Regions from separate parts of the Homo sapiens genome. Here region 1 is linked to region 2. A link is a loop called in an ENCODE intact Hi-C map of the cell type or tissue named here. Cell type or tissue: PC-3. All regions are shown on one strand. Region 1 overlaps RNF32-DT (RNF32 divergent transcript). Region 2 holds the start of LOC389602 (a long non-coding RNA gene).

Region 1 (8,000 bases), 510 kb after region 2:
CCTCCTATTATTAAACTCAGAAAAGTCTCCCTTTTCAGCATGGTAATGACAGACTGTGAATCACCCACAGTATTTGTTCCGTTCTATCAATTGACTTGTAAGCATCATTTTAAAAATGATAAAAATCTTGAACCAACAGACAGTGTTTAGCGGAGCTGGTAAGAACAATAGTGGCCCCACCAACATGTGGGGCAAAGAACATGCAAAATAGACAGAAGTGAAAAAGCAAAAATAAACTGAAATATGAAATCAACAGTAACACCCATCTACAACTTTCTCTTGCTTCTCCATCCTGTATTACCTGGAAAGCCCTTCTGGAGTTTCCCATTTTTTTAGCCTCCTTTCAAAATTTTAGTTTCAGAGTTTTCTGAGTTTTATAAAAAGTATTTAATCTCAGAAGAAAAAAAAATGCCACTGAATATATACATTTAGATTTGCCAAATGTTGTAATCTGCTTCTGTTTATCTTGATATTCTTGGGAAGACACTGAATGAGATCATTTTAAAACTTGACCAGTAGAAATATAAATGTGATTCAATTAGATTTTTGTTCCTGAATGCAGGTTATCTTTGAGTTCATTTACCTGTATTATCTTCACTTTGTGGGGGCAGAGGGTATGGAGAAAGAAAAATGTGACAACCTTGAAATTCAAAGCTCTGTTTATCTCAAGAACAGTATGTCAGAGTTCTTTCAATGTCCAGAAATTATTTCAGTGTTCTAAAAAAAAATTACTGGAAGTGCAGAAAGCTCATCGTTGTAAAAATTATTATACCTTTAGTTTGCTTCCTGCAAAAAGGTCAGAGGGCCTAGATCCAATTAATGGTAAAAATCTACTTCAGTCCATGACATAATTTAGTAGTGACTACATTTTATTATTCCTCCAGTCTGTTGGAGACAAAAGCTACTCCTGCGCTGTGTTATCTAAACCCATTTATAAAGGGACTCATTATATGGTCTAAATCCCTACAAATAAAACCAAAAAAAATTCTACAGGTTCTCTTAAAATGGAATTTTGTCGTAACAAATAAACTGTTAAAACCACATTCGTGATCTGCAAGACAAAGTGAGGCAATACACGAATCCCTGGGTTCCTACGGTAAATTAGTAATTAAAATGAAACACTTTGTACCCAGGAGAACAAGAGGGCACCATGCAAACGTTTCTCCTTCTCTGGGATCTGAGGGCAGCTCTATGTGTGTCTTTGCTGTTGGTAGCTGAGGAGCTGAAGTGAGTTTTCCTGGCTGGAATGGTTGGAATTCTTAAAGTGGTAAGAGGCAAAGTCAGGATAGCAGAGTAGAAAAATCACAAAACTCAGCAAAGATCGGTCAGCTCTAAGGCCCTTCCAGCTTATGAAGTAAACTGCTATACAGAGCTTCTAAGAACGAGGTGTTCTCTGATTAAGATGAAGCATTTTTGCCAAGGATCACCTAACATCAACTGTTGTTCACTGAGCTGGAGGGACACTGCACTCTACGAAATTTCTCTGCAGTGGTTTCTATGTGATGATGTTTCACCTGAACTGTAGGTCCCAGCGAGACACCCGGGCAAAGACCAAATGACTGGCAGGTGTGCTGTGCCAGGAGGGTGGCGACCTGTGGGGCCGCAAGGATGTCTCGGTCCTGACAGTGACGGTCATCATGGCATGCAGATGACAGCTGCTCATGCACGGGCCCTGGACGGGATGGGCCCCCACAAAAGGCTTCTCAGGATTCTTCCTGTGCTCTCAGCCTTGAACTCAACAGCACTAATGTGGCCCAACAGAAAAGCCACTTCCCAGGCCACAGTTCAGCGGACTAGCAGGGATGGCTGGGGCCGGGCCCGCCCAGTCTCTCCATCCGGGTCAACAGAAACCCCGCCTCCACGAGCCCAGCTCAGCTCCCCTCATCCGCGGCTGCCCTCCGGCGGCCTCCAGTGCCCTCAGACACCCTCCCTCATCTCCCCACACTTGCCGCTCCAGCCATCCTGCCCACTTTCTATAGTTGGGATGTGTGTCTCTGCCAAACCTCACATTGAAATGCTATCTCCAGTGTTGGAGGTGGGGCCTGGTGGGAGGTGACTGGATCACAGGGGTGGTTTCTCATGAGTGGTTTAGCACCGTCCCCGGTGCTGTTCTCGTGATAGTGAGGGAGCTCTCACGAGATCTGGTCGTTTGAACGTGTGTGGCAGCTCCCCGCTCTCCTGCTCCTGCTCCCGCCATTAAGACCCGCCTGCTTCCCCTTCACCTTCTGCCATGATGATGTTTCCTGAGGCCTCCCCAGAAGCCCAGCAGATGCCTGCACCATGCTTCCTGTGCAGCCTACAGAGTCATGAGCCAATTAAACCTCTTTTCTTTCTAAATTACCCAACCTCAGGTATTTCTTTATAGCAGTGCGGAAACGGCCTAACTCGCCCCACTTACTGTGGACTCACTGCCTTGGACGGCTCGGCCTAGTCTTCGTCTTTATCCTGTTTTCTACAGTTCTCCGCATGGAGTTGACAGTAAGCAAGCCTCCAGGTCGCCGGAATCAAAGACCGAAACCCTTCATCCTGAGGGCTGCAGGATCATGTAGTTGAGATGGAGAACAGTTCAGCACAATGTTCCTTTGAGACTCACCGCTAACACCGAAAGTAAGTGGTTGAGGACAGAGCCAGGCAGTGAGAATACAAGGAATGTCTGGAACCCGTAGCAGTGCCTCTCTGGGCCTCCCCTGCATGTTGAGGAAGACAACAACGCAAGCACCAGCAGCAGAAAATGAGAAAATTGCTTCACAGCACAGGGCCCTTCCTTTCTTCTCTCCTTTGCCTCTGCCCTTTGCTGAGAAAAAGCCTCTTCAGCAATCACTCATTGCTTCCCAGCCCGTAGAGCAAGGACAGGCTACTTGGCTCTCTCCGTCAGAAGCTTTAAAACAAGAACCAAATCCTGAAAGGCCTGAGAAGAAGGAAAAAGCAGAAAAAAAGCTGAAAGCTGACGTGGAATCCCGGTTCCAGGAGCCGCTCTCATTCTGCCAGGCCGGGATGCAGTATGAGCCTCTTTCCATCTGATTTGTCTTTTGTTCCAGTACCTGGCCTATTAAGTGCTTGTGAATGAAGAGAACTGATATTCACTAAATTCCTACTATGTGCCGAGGACTACTCCACGTTCTTTCCATAGCTCATCTTTACCAGTTAGCTCATCTTTACCAGTGGAGGTGAAGAGATGAGGACGCCCAAGGTCAGAAAGCTTGCAGGTGGCTCAGGTTGGCAAGGTTTATAAGCGTGGGGATTGCAGTAGAAGACCTAGCCCGGTACAAGCTTAGAACACACTTCATCAATACTCATCGAATGCTTGAGTCAATACATGTCAAATAATAGAACAAAGGACTTAGTTCTGTTCCCATACTAGGAGAAACATGGGCCTTTATTGCACCTCAATAGGGAGGGGGTTGGAGGGACCAGATATGCATGCTTGAGGCTTTGTGGTGGTGAAGACGTGGCCCCTTCATGAGCAGAGTTAACATGCAGGTGCACTAACATAATACTCCCCCACTGTGGAGACCGTTACGACACATGCCTATGTTCCTTATTCTTGAGGATTTTAAACCTTCGGAAAGACAAACCCATGGGGACATTACGTGCTCATTCACGTCCCTGCCCTGTTTCCAAAAGATCATCATGTTCTGCAGATTCTACTTCCAAAATGTCTTTGAACCTGGCCCACCCAGGGGAACTCCCTTCCTCTGATTCCACTGGTCAGAGCCTCTCACAAATGAACTCATCTCTCCTCACTTATTACTGACTACGATATCCCCATTGCCCGGTACAATGCCTGACACACAATAGGTGCTCATTAAACGTCTTTGGATGAGTGATTGAGGGAACGAAGCCATCTCCTGGTCCTGCGTGCTTTGCCTGTCATTCCATCCTCCTCACCGCTGCAGAGTCCTCTTTCTAAAGCACTCATCTGTCTTGAGAACGGAGGGCTGAGAAATATTCTTCCCTGAGAAAGAAAAGACACTGCTTAATCTCAAAATATATGTTCAGCAAGAGGAATATTTTTATAAAAATAAAGGATAAGCTGAAAGAATGTAAGCAGAAGCTGTAATTTCAGCAGTGGCATTTACCCCGTTTGTTTTAAGCATTGGCAGTGTATATTACCCTGCATTAGCCGCAAGGATAAACAGTGTTTTCAGATTCAAATATGTCAATTACAACATTCCTGGATATTCGGAGGTCTTTTCCTGTTCTATTTCTTACGCTGTTCCTCTCAGAGTTCAAATCAAACCTCCAAAAACTATTTTTTTTTGTTCATTGTGAGCTCAGCGTGGCTAATCTTAATTTTACTACTCTTGTGAAAACATCCAAAACCAAATTTGCCTTGGTAAGAAAAATTCATCATACAAAATGTCATATGTTTTTATTATCTGTTCACATAAAAACAGTATTAGTAAGGTTAGAGGTAAAAAAGTAAATGTAAATCTTAAACATAGTTTCTGAACTGCCTTGTCACTGAGAGTTAAAAATCCTCTAGCAACCTAACCCTTTGCATCTGACATTATTTTTTGTGACTATTCCTCTAGTGAAATAAGTCACTGACACTTTAGTGTAAGTTACTCCTAGTAAATCACTTTTACACAGGTTAAAGGGAAGCACAACAGAAAAACTGTAAGGAAGGTGGTGCAGATATCCAGATTTTGCCCAGGACAGCCTAAGCAGAAAGCTGCTTCCCTCACTTCCCTCCAAAGTCAAGAATTGAGAGGGAAGATGGCCTTCCAATTCCAGCCACTGATGAGAATAAATTCCGGAAAAACATATTAAACATAGCGTTTGACGCTTCTATCCACAGCTGGAAACATTACACAAATTTTAGTGAGCCCTGAATGCCAGCAGCCATAATTCCCAAATTCTTTTTTAAAATAATGAACTAATCCAGGTGAAGGACCTGCGGCTTGGCGCCATCTGGTGCCTGCACAGAGAAAGAACGTTCCATCGAGGCTGCAGTGCTGAGTCCCTTTGTTAGTCCAAGTGGGGAACACTTTTTAAAAACACAACCGTTGTCTTTCATCACAGTAAATCCTAAAGTGCTACTAACAACAAACTCAATCTGAAAATAAACTTGAAAATTATTTATAGTTTTTCCAACAATGATCTTATTTTGAGAGAGAATACATTAAGTTCTGCTAATACCAACCCTGGGCTCTTACAACATAGTGACTTCTACTAACTCTTTCTATGTGCATATGTTTTTTTAAATGATAAAAGCATTTTCCACAGGGGGATGCCAGTGAACTTTCTTTATCATTGAAGTGTACAGCACAAATGAGAACTTTTTCAAACACTGTTCCTAAGGCAACAAGATGCTACTTCCTAAAAGATATATTTAAGGGGCTAAATCTAAAGTTGATTTGAAAATTGGAAAAAAAAAATGAAAATGTTGATTATCCAAAATAATTAGGGAAATAAAACTGCAAAGATCTCAGAGTAGAATATTTTTACTTCTCAAAATATGGGCCTCGTTTCCTAGTTGTATCTGCCTGCAAAGGAACGGAACTAAAAGGCCAAAGCTCAGGGTCAACCCGGCTTCCTCAGCCCTGGTTGGATACATTCATCTGCATGCTCAGAACCAAGCTGACACCCATGAATGGAGATGAGTCACTGCGTTTACAAAGTTGTGGTTAAACATAGAAGGGTTTACTTCGCTTGTTTCATCCTTGCTTCTAATTTCTTCTTGACTTCAGTTCATCGTACAGACAGCCACTGAGTTAACTCTTCTCCAAGCAGTAGTTGGCTTCTGGGATGATGCTGACCCACCATCTTATTTCATCAGTTTTCTCCATGGTTCACCCCATATTCTTCCACACAAACTCAGTATTTCAGCCCGACTGGCACAGGAGGTGGCTTCCAAATACATCATAAACCTTCTCACCTGGTATTCTTCCTTTCTAGAATATTCTCTCCCTTCCTCTCTCATTACCTAAAGCCTCCAGGCTCCCGTTCAAGTCCCATTGTTTCCCTAAACACTTTCTGCAGGGGCTCCAAGTTGTGATCTCTCCACGTTCCTTGGTGCGGATAGTAGATTCTACACATTCATTTGGGAATTTCTGTACAGAATTGACATTTTTATTTTTATTTTTGAATTACACATTATTTTCCCAGCTAGACCATGAGATCATTCAATTTAGGAGCTATTTTATAGGTTTGGACACTAAACATTTTACAGTGTCCAATGATGATAACTAGTACTTGTTGGCAGTTGTTACATAATTGCTATGTTTTAAGTGATTTATCTAAAAACTCTTTAAGGTAGACGCTATTATTCCCTTCACTTTAAAGATGAGGAAACTGAGCAAAAAAGGTAAAGCCATTGAGCGGGAACATGATGGAGCTGGAATCCCACCCAGCTCTGCCTGCTCTGCAACCCACGTCTGCATGGCCATGTGAACCTACACCTCAGCACAGGCTCGAGGAGACGGCAATCAGTGACAGACAGCAGGCTTGTGCATGTTTAACTGAGAAGGCTGAGAGCAGCCAATGCTAATGAACACTTCAAGTCCACCACATCCTCCAGCCACAGCCATGCAGCCACACACCACACACTACTACCACTGTCCACACTCAATCCCTGCGGCTCACCACACACGGAGGGGGGTGCTGGCATGAAGGAGGAAGCATGTCAGGCTTCTCAGCCTCACGTCACCCACTGGCCAGGTGCTAACCTCAGATGACTGACTCCACCTCTCTGACCCTTGGCTTTCTCGTTCCTATAATGGAGCCAATCATGCACTCTGTGCAGGGTTGCTATGAGGGTTACAAGAAACCCATACAAGGAACGTCAGAAGCAATGTCCCCAAGGCAGCTGGTCACTGGCAGTTATCTGTTAGTCTGTACAACAGGTCTGGCATCTCCCTTGAGCTATAAACCAACCATAGACTGCAGTCCCACGTCTACAGGATGGATGGCCCACAGGCTCATCCCCACCACTCCCCATGCTCCTGCCACACTGAGCTCCGTCGCTTGACAACCTCAGAGCTGCTTACTGCCCCAGGAATAACAAACCTAATTCTTTCAGGACGTGGCCTGGCCCATTTCCCTTGCTTCCCACGTGCAATGTGCCTTTCTGGAATGCCTGTCCACTTGGCAGACTCCTACTCATCTGGATGACTCAGCCCAAAGCCAGCTCCTCCCAGGAGTGTCCTCAAGTCCCTAAACAGGGCCAGCCCTGCCTCCACCCCACCCCCCCATGCTCAAGCAGCTCCTTCCTCCATTTTGATCTTATTTCATGCCTGATCAACCTCATTGATGTGTCCTGAGCCCTGGGCTGCAGGCTCTTGAGGGCAGAGTTCGCATGCTTGCCTGGTACAAGGTGCTCAGTAAACGCTGATGGAATGAATGCACAAATGCACAAGCAGATGAGAGAGAAGGAAAGAAAACAACAAGAAGAGATGGAGACCAGGAGAGGCCGTGAGAAGGGAAGAAGGAAGAACAGGAAGGGAAGGGCACGTGGCCTAGGACCTGAAGACAGCAAGTGGGCACACTGCCATCCCCCCAACTTATAGGGTCCACATGGGAGACACCCATGCTTTGTGTCCTCAGGGTCCCATCAATGCCCTACTCAGGCAGAGGAGAATCCCAAATCCCACCTTCCTTCTCCTCCAAAAGAAACCACTCTGTGTCCATCTCTCATGGTGCCAGATTCCACTAGAGGAGGTGGGAAGAGTGGTTAATGAGTTTGAATCCAACATGGCTTTGAGAGCACCAAAAATCCACACCAGGTTTTTCTCTCTGCAAAGCCCTCTGTCTCCTCCAAGCAACCAGCTTACAACTTCCCCAGTGAGCGAGTCATGGAGCCAAAGTCAATCCATTTCTATCTCCAACCCCTGCCCACAGCACGTCCCTGCATGGGGAAAAGCACGGACAACAGGAAGGTTTAGCATGGGTATTACAAAAAGGGCTTCAGAAAATTATATTGAGAGGCTTTGCAGTCTTCAACTACCTATAAGTCCACCTCATTTTTAACTTTGGGGGGCATCATCCATGTTTCTGTA
Region 2 (8,000 bases):
GTATAGTGTAGCATAGCGTAGCATAGTGTAGCATAATACAGTACAGTATAGTGTAAGATAGCATTGTATGGTATAGTGTAGCATGGTGTAGTATCGTTTAATGTAATATACTGTGGTATACTATAATGTAGCATAGCGTAGCATAGTGTAGCATAATATAGTACAGTATGGTGTAAGATAGCATTGTATAGTATAGTGTAGCATGGTGTAGTATCGTTTAATGTAATATACTGTGGTATACTATAATGTAGCATAGTGTAGCATAGTGTAGCATAATATAGTACAGTATAGTATAAGATAGCATTGTATGGTATAGTGTAGCATAATGTAGTTTCGTGTAGCATAATGTAGTGTGGTATAGTATAATATAGCACAGTGTAGTATAGTGTAGCATAATATAGTCAGGCACAGTATAATATAGTGTAGCATAGCACAGTACTGTATAGTGTAGGATCATATACTACAGTATGGTATAAGAGTATAATATAGCATAGTGTAGCACAGCGTAGTATAGTGTAGCATAATATAATGTGGTATAGTATAGCATGGCATAGTGTAGTATCATGTAGCATAATATAGTGTGGTATAATGTAATATAGTATAGCGTGCATAGTATAGCATAATATAGTACAGTATAGTGTAATATAGCATTGTATAGTAAAGTTTAGCATTGTGTAGCATAGTATAGTACACTATAAGAAAGTATAGTATAGTGTAGCATAGTGTATTGTGTAGCATATAGGCTTATACAGTATAATATGGCATAGTGTAGGATAGTGGGGTGTAGTGTAGAAACAGCATGGTACAGTATAATGTAGCACAGTGTAGCATCGTGTGGTGTAGTGTGGTATAATATACTACAGTACAGTATAACATAGCATAGCATAGCATAGTGTGGTGTAGTGTAATATATTATGGTACAGTATAATGTAGCACAGTGTGGTGTAGTGTATTATAATATAGTGTGGTATAGTATAATATAGCATAACATAGCATAGTTTAGTGTAGCGTAACATAGTACAGTATGGTAAAATACAGCATTGTATAGTATAATGTAGCATAACATAGTGTGGTATAGTTTAATATAATATAGCATAGCATAGTGTAGCACAATATAGTACAGTGTAGTATAAAACAGCACTGTATAATATAGTGTATATAGGGCAGTATAGTGTATAGTATAGTGAATGTAGGGTAGAATAGTGTAGCATAATAGAGCACAGTATAGTATAATATAGCATAGTGTAGCATAGCATAGTGTATTGTTTTATAGCATAGTATAGCATGGGTAGTATAGTATGATACAGTATAGTGTAGCAAGTGTACTATAGTGTAGCATAATATAGTGTGGTATAATATAACATAGCATAGTGTAGCATATTGTAGTGTAGTGGAATGTAGTATGGTATAGTATAATATGGCATAGTGTGGCATAGTGTAGTGTATTGTAGCATAACACAGTGTGGTAGAGGATAATACAGTATGGCGTGGTGTGGTGTAGTATAGCATAGCATCGTATAGTATCGTGTTGTATAACATAGTGTAGTGCAGCATAGGAAAGTGTAGTACACACAGTATAATGCAGTATTGTGTAGTATAGTATAACATAGTGTAGTATAGTATAGCATAATACAGTGTAGTCCAGTATAATATTACACAGTATAGCACGGCACAGCACCACAGAGTATAATATGGAATAGTGTAGTGCAGTATAGTTTCTGTTTTCGGAGGTGAGTAGCTATTATGTTTCAGTGAAAGCCTGACTCAGTGAAGCGGCCAGCGTGTCTTCCAATACAAATGATGACACACGTCTACATTACACTTACCCTTTGGAAAGGAACAAGATGGGGAACTTTTTGAGAGTCAGGCAATTTCTCCAGTCCAACTAGGGCCACCCAGTTAATAGCCCTTAGTCACAGCATTCTTGGTGCACTTAGATGCTGGCGTCTCAGCAGGAGTAATGGGCTGACTCTCAGAAGCACAACAAACGCCCTGCCGTGATTATGGGCGTGGCCTTTCCCAGACCTCAGCAGGTGCTTTACGTGGCGTTGGCAGCACCTGCCTCCGGGGTGGGTTTGGAGCGGGTTGGGGTGAGGCTCGCAACCGCCACTAGGATGGCCCTGGCTCTCTCTGGCAGCTCTCCTGTCCATCCGCAGAGGCTGGCCGCCATTGTCATCTAGGAGCTAGAGCCCATTTCTCCATGGCACTGAATGAGGCCATTGCCTCTCTTAGGATAATTGGGGTAGAAATAAATCCTGAATGCTTGGCTCACAGGCATTGAAGGTATCAAGATCACACTGCTCCTCGCTGGGATAGTCCCTCTCTTTCTTCCCATTCCTTTTTACCTTCCCAGGCAGCCCCTCCTGTCCCCAGCACACTCCACCTGTGCCCCTACCTGCCGTTGGTCCCACGGCAAACACTTCCTGGAGCATTTAAACCAGCAAGGCGATGCTCTGGAGACAATTGCTGACTGTCCTTGTTCCTTCCCGTTCCCCGGAAGAAGCCCATGTGAAATGTTATGATAACCTACAGATGACCATTTCCAGTAGAGAAAGAGCCTACCTTGTTAGATAAGTGAACTAATTGGCAGAAATTCTATTATCTGCCATGTGAATTCTAATTTCTGGGGATAAGTATGCAGGAATTCATAGTTGGGGAGAGGGTGAAAAGTGCAAAGTAGCGTTTTCATGTCAGAAAGGAGTCATCGAGCAGCAATGTGAAGCCACTGTGTGCTTATGTGCATGCATGTGCACACGTGTGCATGCGTGTGTACATGTGCATGAATGCCTGAGCGTGTGTGTGTGTGTGTGTGTGTGTGTGTGTGTTAGAATCCTGCCCTGAGCTGGCCTTCAGGAAGGTGAATTCCGGTTTCTGCGCACTCTGCACTCTGGCCATTGTACCGTCATTTTACCCCTTTATATTTCTACATCGCCCTCCTTCTTCCCCTTATGGGAGCTTTCAACGTCTTGACTGATTTGATCAAATTGAATACTATGCAACATCAAAATCTGTTGTAAGTCTGATTTGTTATAAGTGATTTTCAGTAGAATGATAGTCGGTGGCTTTAATGAATTTTAATGAGCTTGACTGTATGAACAGAGGTAAACAGCATCTGTGTTTTGGGTGCCATGTTGTCATGGAATTCTAACTCATAGAGGGAAAATCCAGCTTCCGAGAGCAAAGTCCTTAAAGCAAAGTCCTCACGGCCATTTATGGAATTGTCCAGGCTCTAGAACGTCTCACTTCTCTGCAAGGATCTGTCCGTGTGTCATGGAGCACCTGGAGTGTTCTGTCTGGAATGCTGGCTGGGAGCCTTCTCCTGGCATTTGAACGAGGGGCAGCTGTGTCCTCTGTTTGCCGTGTAAAGAAAAGAGGACAGAGCTCAGAGGAGATGAACCCCAGCAGAAAGGGGTGCTTGACCAGCAGGAGAGAAGATAACCAAGAGGGTGAGTGTCCAGGCGGGACCCAGTGTGCATGCCAGGAGCAAGGGGAGGAAGGACAGGGGCAGCTTTGGAGCAGCTGTGCCCTGAGAGGAGGTGGGTGGGAGCTGAGGGGGGCAGCCAGCAGCTCGGCACAAGGGGCAAGACCCAGGGACAGAAAGCAAGGAAAGCCACAGTGACAGGGACCTACTGTCTACTCCTCGGGGGCCAGAGCCAGCCCAGGGCTGGGAGGGGAGACAGGGCAGGACACGGCCATGGAGGCAGCTGCCCATGGTCTCTGGAGTGCATGAGGGCTGTGCCTCTTCGGTGGCTGCTGCTCCTTCTGAAGAGTGGCCTGCGGTCGGCAGCGGGGCCTCTGGGGAGAGCTCCTGATTTCACTTTCATGCTCTGCCGCCACTGAGAGGAGTTAGGAAAATACCACGGGCTGCGTGATTTAATCGCCCTGCTATTTGTTAATTAGTCTGTGTGAAGTGCCAATCCGCAGTGTGCGTGGGCGTGGGGGCAGGACTGCGGTTTGCAGGGAAGCCAGCCGCTTGGAGCAGAGGCAGTTGGAGTTCACCTGCTCAGCTGCTTCCTGCTTGGATGCTCCGATTTCCAGAGCTGCCCACGTTTCCCAGTCCCTTTGAGAAGTTTTCCATTTAGCAACTGCCTTAAGGGCCTCTCAGTTGTTCAAATAGGAACCCCGATTCCCTCCACCCAAGCCATTTAGGAGGCGTGCAGAACCGAGCCCACCTTCATAACCAGGGTTGAAGCTGGGCCTCCCAACTCCCTGGACCTGTCCCTCTCCAGGTGGGGCTGCTTCCCTGGCTTCACTTGCCCGGGGCTCTGGGATTTCCCCTTCCTCTCCTCCATCAAGGGTTGTTTTCAGGAAAGGATGTATATTAGTCATTTACATGCTAGTGTGAATGAGCTCCAGCCACCACTTCCTGTGATTCATTCAGTACATGTTAACCAAGGGCTGCTGTTCCCCGTGCTGGGTATATGAAAACCTTGTCCCCGCCCTGTGAGTTCTACACTAGAGCAGGAAGTGGAAGGAAAAACATCACTGAAGCCAATGTGATCAGTGCAATATTAATCCCAGGGAAGCTTTAGGAGCACGGGTACTACTTACTGTGGACGACGGTTGGTCAAGGAAGGCTTTCTGGAGGAGGTGACAGCTAGGCTGGGTCTTAAGGATGAATGGGAAGAGAGAGGAGAACATGTGGATAAGGCCAGGCAAAAGGGCTGCACAGCCAAGTCACAGCCAAGACGAAATGCAGGGAGAGTTCTGGAAGCTGCGTGTTTCATGCTGCTGGGTAGTGTGGAAGGACAGGCTGGAGCTAGGCAGCTAAGCAGCTTGGCAAATGGAGCTACTGAGGATTCCAAACAGGACCTCTGCAGTCGTCTCCACTGCTTATGGGTTGAACCACGTGAAATAGACAATATTCGGCCATTTAGGGCCAAGACAAATGCCAGCTTTGCGGGGTGCAGCCTCACAGAGAGGCTGCTTGGGGGCCTTTGCAGAGGGTGGATGAGCAGAGGGCATCCTCCGGAACCTGCTTGGGGACCCGGCTCTGAGGCCATCGGGCCGGTGGTGTCCAGATTCTCATGTAGGCTGGGAGAAAGGGGAGGTTCAAGAAACACGGAGGAAGTGAAGCGTCAGAGCCGGGGGGACGGGGTGCCGCAGAGGAGAAGGAGCACTGAGGCTGAGGTCCAGGCTTGCAGACACGTGGACCATGAGTATTCTGCCAGGTAAGAGACAGGGTGGAGGGTAGGGGCTTACAGCGGCTGTGATGAGCTCGCTTCAGATGAATTTGGAGAGTTTAGGCAACAGTGTATAAACCTGCGTGTGGCAGGGACTCCTGACACCTGACAGTGGTAGGATGAATCCACAGGGATGAAGCCGTAGTGGTGGGGTTTTTACAAATGTCGTGGATGATTTGGGGAAGGCGGGCCCTGCCAGTCTCTCTCACATCATATTTTGAGGCGGCCACCGTTTGGCCCAGCTGTGGTCTTGCTCTGTGCTCACAGACAATTGCATGTCCTGCTGGCTCCAAGCTTTGAGACCAAGGAGGTCTTGGTGATTTGCAGGCCTCCATTTAGGTGGAAGGGTGATGGCTGGGCCTTCCAGGGAACCCAGCTCCGAAGAGTTGTCTGACCCCCTCAGGGCAGCACAGCTTATTAGAGGAGGAGCTGGGGGTCCAGGAGGCACGGCAGGTACTTGGGCCATCCAGGGCCCTCCATCGTGTGTTCCCATGGGCTCCCCGCTGGATGGCAACTTTTCCCTGGCTCTCCCTGCCTTCCTCCTCTTTGAGGCCCCTTTGGCTGTGGCCCCTTCCCATTTCATGCACACCCCCAGCTGTGCCGTTGACCTCGACTATTCTAACTCAGTGTTTGCTGATTCTGCTGTCTTCCACACCACGTCACAGCAGCTCTGCACGTCTCTCTCTAAGTGACGACTAACGAAGATAACAATCATAACCACAGACAAAGGCCTAAGGCCGGCCATGTGCCTGGCAGACTCTCATAGAAGGGGTTTATATGAACGAGCTCTTTAATCCCCCAACACAGCCAGTAAGTGGCTGAGTTAGGATTTGAACCCGAGGAAGTGGCGTGTCCCTGCTCATAGGTAAGTGGAGTCAGGGGTGTGGCAGCCCTTCTTTCCCTTTCCGGGAAAGACATGGTTTCAGCAGGGACCCTGCGGTCAGCATCTTGTCCTTTCCTTTGGTCAGGAGGAGTGACCCTTGTTGGGGAGGGGACCCTGAGGCTGGCGGGGAGGGCTGTGGGCAGGAGGAACTGTGGGATCCTCATCAGATCCACTCTCCAGGCAGCCACCTCCTGGGACCTGCACTGATGAGCATCACAATTAATGTCACAATTGTTAAAAAATGTTAAATACCTTCTGACTCCCCTTTTCTCTCAATATAGGTCTGTGGGTGTCTCTTCTGAGCTACACCAGTTTCCAGGTTACCTGGGACCATGGATAACTCTCAGATCAGCAACTTGTCAGTTGATTTCCAAGCTGCTGTTGGCTGGACTCAGACTCAGCAGGGAGCACCTGGGCGAGCCCTGTGCTGCGGGCTGGACTCCGGCCCATCTCGCTGATTACTCTTGCTTTTGCTCCCCAGTGTGTCCTCAAGAGGTCAGAGCCTGCTTGTTGTTTCTTCATGACCACGGGAGGAGGGGCACCAACATGAGGGTGCTAGCATCTCCCCAGTGGTGGCTTCCCAGGGCTGGGGAAACCCTGGGGGAGGGGTTGGGACAGGGACCTCTGTCGCTTGCTGTCACTGCCTGGGTCAACTGCCTGGCAGGGCTGGCCGCTCGTGCTCAGAAGGCTGAGGCCTTACCTGCCTTCTCCTCTCACCCAGCGCCCATGTAAGGACACATCTGAGTTGGCATTCTGTGTCTGCTCTTGAGCTACTCGCATGATAAGTCTTTGTTGTCCTGTGGGATGTCACCGGTTCATGCTGAAGAGAAATTGTAAAGGACTCCTTTGCCTGCTCAGGCCCCATGGCCTCTGTCATGTTTTGTCCCCGTCCCTTTGGGAGCACAGCAGCAGTGGGCTGGCTGGACTGTGCAGGCGAGGTTCAAGGATGAGGTACAGTTGTGTGAAAGGTGAGCCTGCTGGACCGGGGAGCTTTCCTCAAGGCCTCCGCCTGGCTATGATGGCGTTAGGGTTGAGGGGAAGCTTCATCCAAAATGCACAGTACTTGGATGTCAAGATGATGTTGCTGCTCTCAGGATGAGTCACTCTCCACCACTGACTTCCTTTGATGTTCTGAGCTCAGCCTGGAGTCTGACCTGGGACTATAGCACTTGTTCTCCCAAGGTAAGGCTGGCGGCCAAACCCAGCTGCGCACACCTGAACCTGCTCCTTGGCAGAGATGAAGGGCGTCATGTTTCGTAGCCACTCAACACCCATGGACAATTTGGCTCCTTGTAAAGACTTAGTCATGCCTTTGAACTGACTTACTTGAAATATAATTGCTCCTATTTTGCTCCAAAGACCAGTGGCATGATGGGTTAGAGTTATTTGTATTTATTGAGATTGTTGTAATTAGCAATCTCAGGGCTCAGTCTAACTGCATTATCCATGCTGGAAAACTTAAAAAAAAAATACAGTCCTTCATCTTCAGTTTTCCAATGGTCGCCAGTTATACACAGCTAATCTTTGCAGTGAAAGTTGTCTTTGGAGAATGTGCTTTCTTGGTCCCGGGTGGTCCTGGTCTTGGGCTGGAATCTACGTGAGCTGCTTTGAAGTAAGCTGACAATACACAATTATTAAGGCTATTTTGACCTGCAAGTATGGTTTCTTAAAAAGGAACAATTAAATACCATGTAGCAGTTATTTAGACTTTAGCATTGACTAAGGAAAGGAGAAAATGGAAGAAGAACCCCCTCCTGCTTAGATGCAGTCATTTTTTAAAAAAATAATCTTTTGGGGAATAAACTTAACCAAGGAGGTGAGGGACTTGTAAACAAAATGTTAAAACTGCACTGAAGACTAGAAAATGTTGATGAAAGCTGTTAAAGAAGACACAATTAGATGATGAAAACACATCCCATGTTCATGGATTGAAA

The links. Peaks named below come from ENCODE experiments on the same cell type or tissue, not always from the same donor. Only the 100,000 strongest peaks of a DNase experiment are listed, where the experiment ranks them.
Region 1: a loop joins it to region 2, with 4 times the contacts of the local background. A loop is called at or near these places in 2 of 110 quality-filtered maps.

Annotation. Positions count from the first base shown.
Region 1 is chr7:156,468,757-156,476,756 of GRCh38, forward strand. It overlaps RNF32-DT (RNF32 divergent transcript), which reads right to left. Exons shown (of 4, transcript NR_026865.2): 4 at 3,343-3,955. Among named protein-coding and RNA genes, the nearest start is that of LINC00244, 68 kb to the right of the region's middle. In PC-3, a CTCF peak has its summit at 4,929 (motif pointing left); DNase peaks (open chromatin) are centred at 5,585 and 7,095.
Region 2 is chr7:155,958,105-155,966,104 of GRCh38, forward strand. LOC389602 (a long non-coding RNA gene) reads left to right here and starts at 3,237. Exons shown (of 2, transcript NR_144629.2): 1 at 3,237-3,446; 2 at 6,348-8,000. RefSeq lists an enhancer at 3,792-4,991. In PC-3, no CTCF peak of the experiment used is centred here; DNase peaks (open chromatin) are centred at 1,887, 4,377 and 7,177; H3K4me3 peaks cover 1,302 bases; H3K27ac peaks cover 3,812 bases.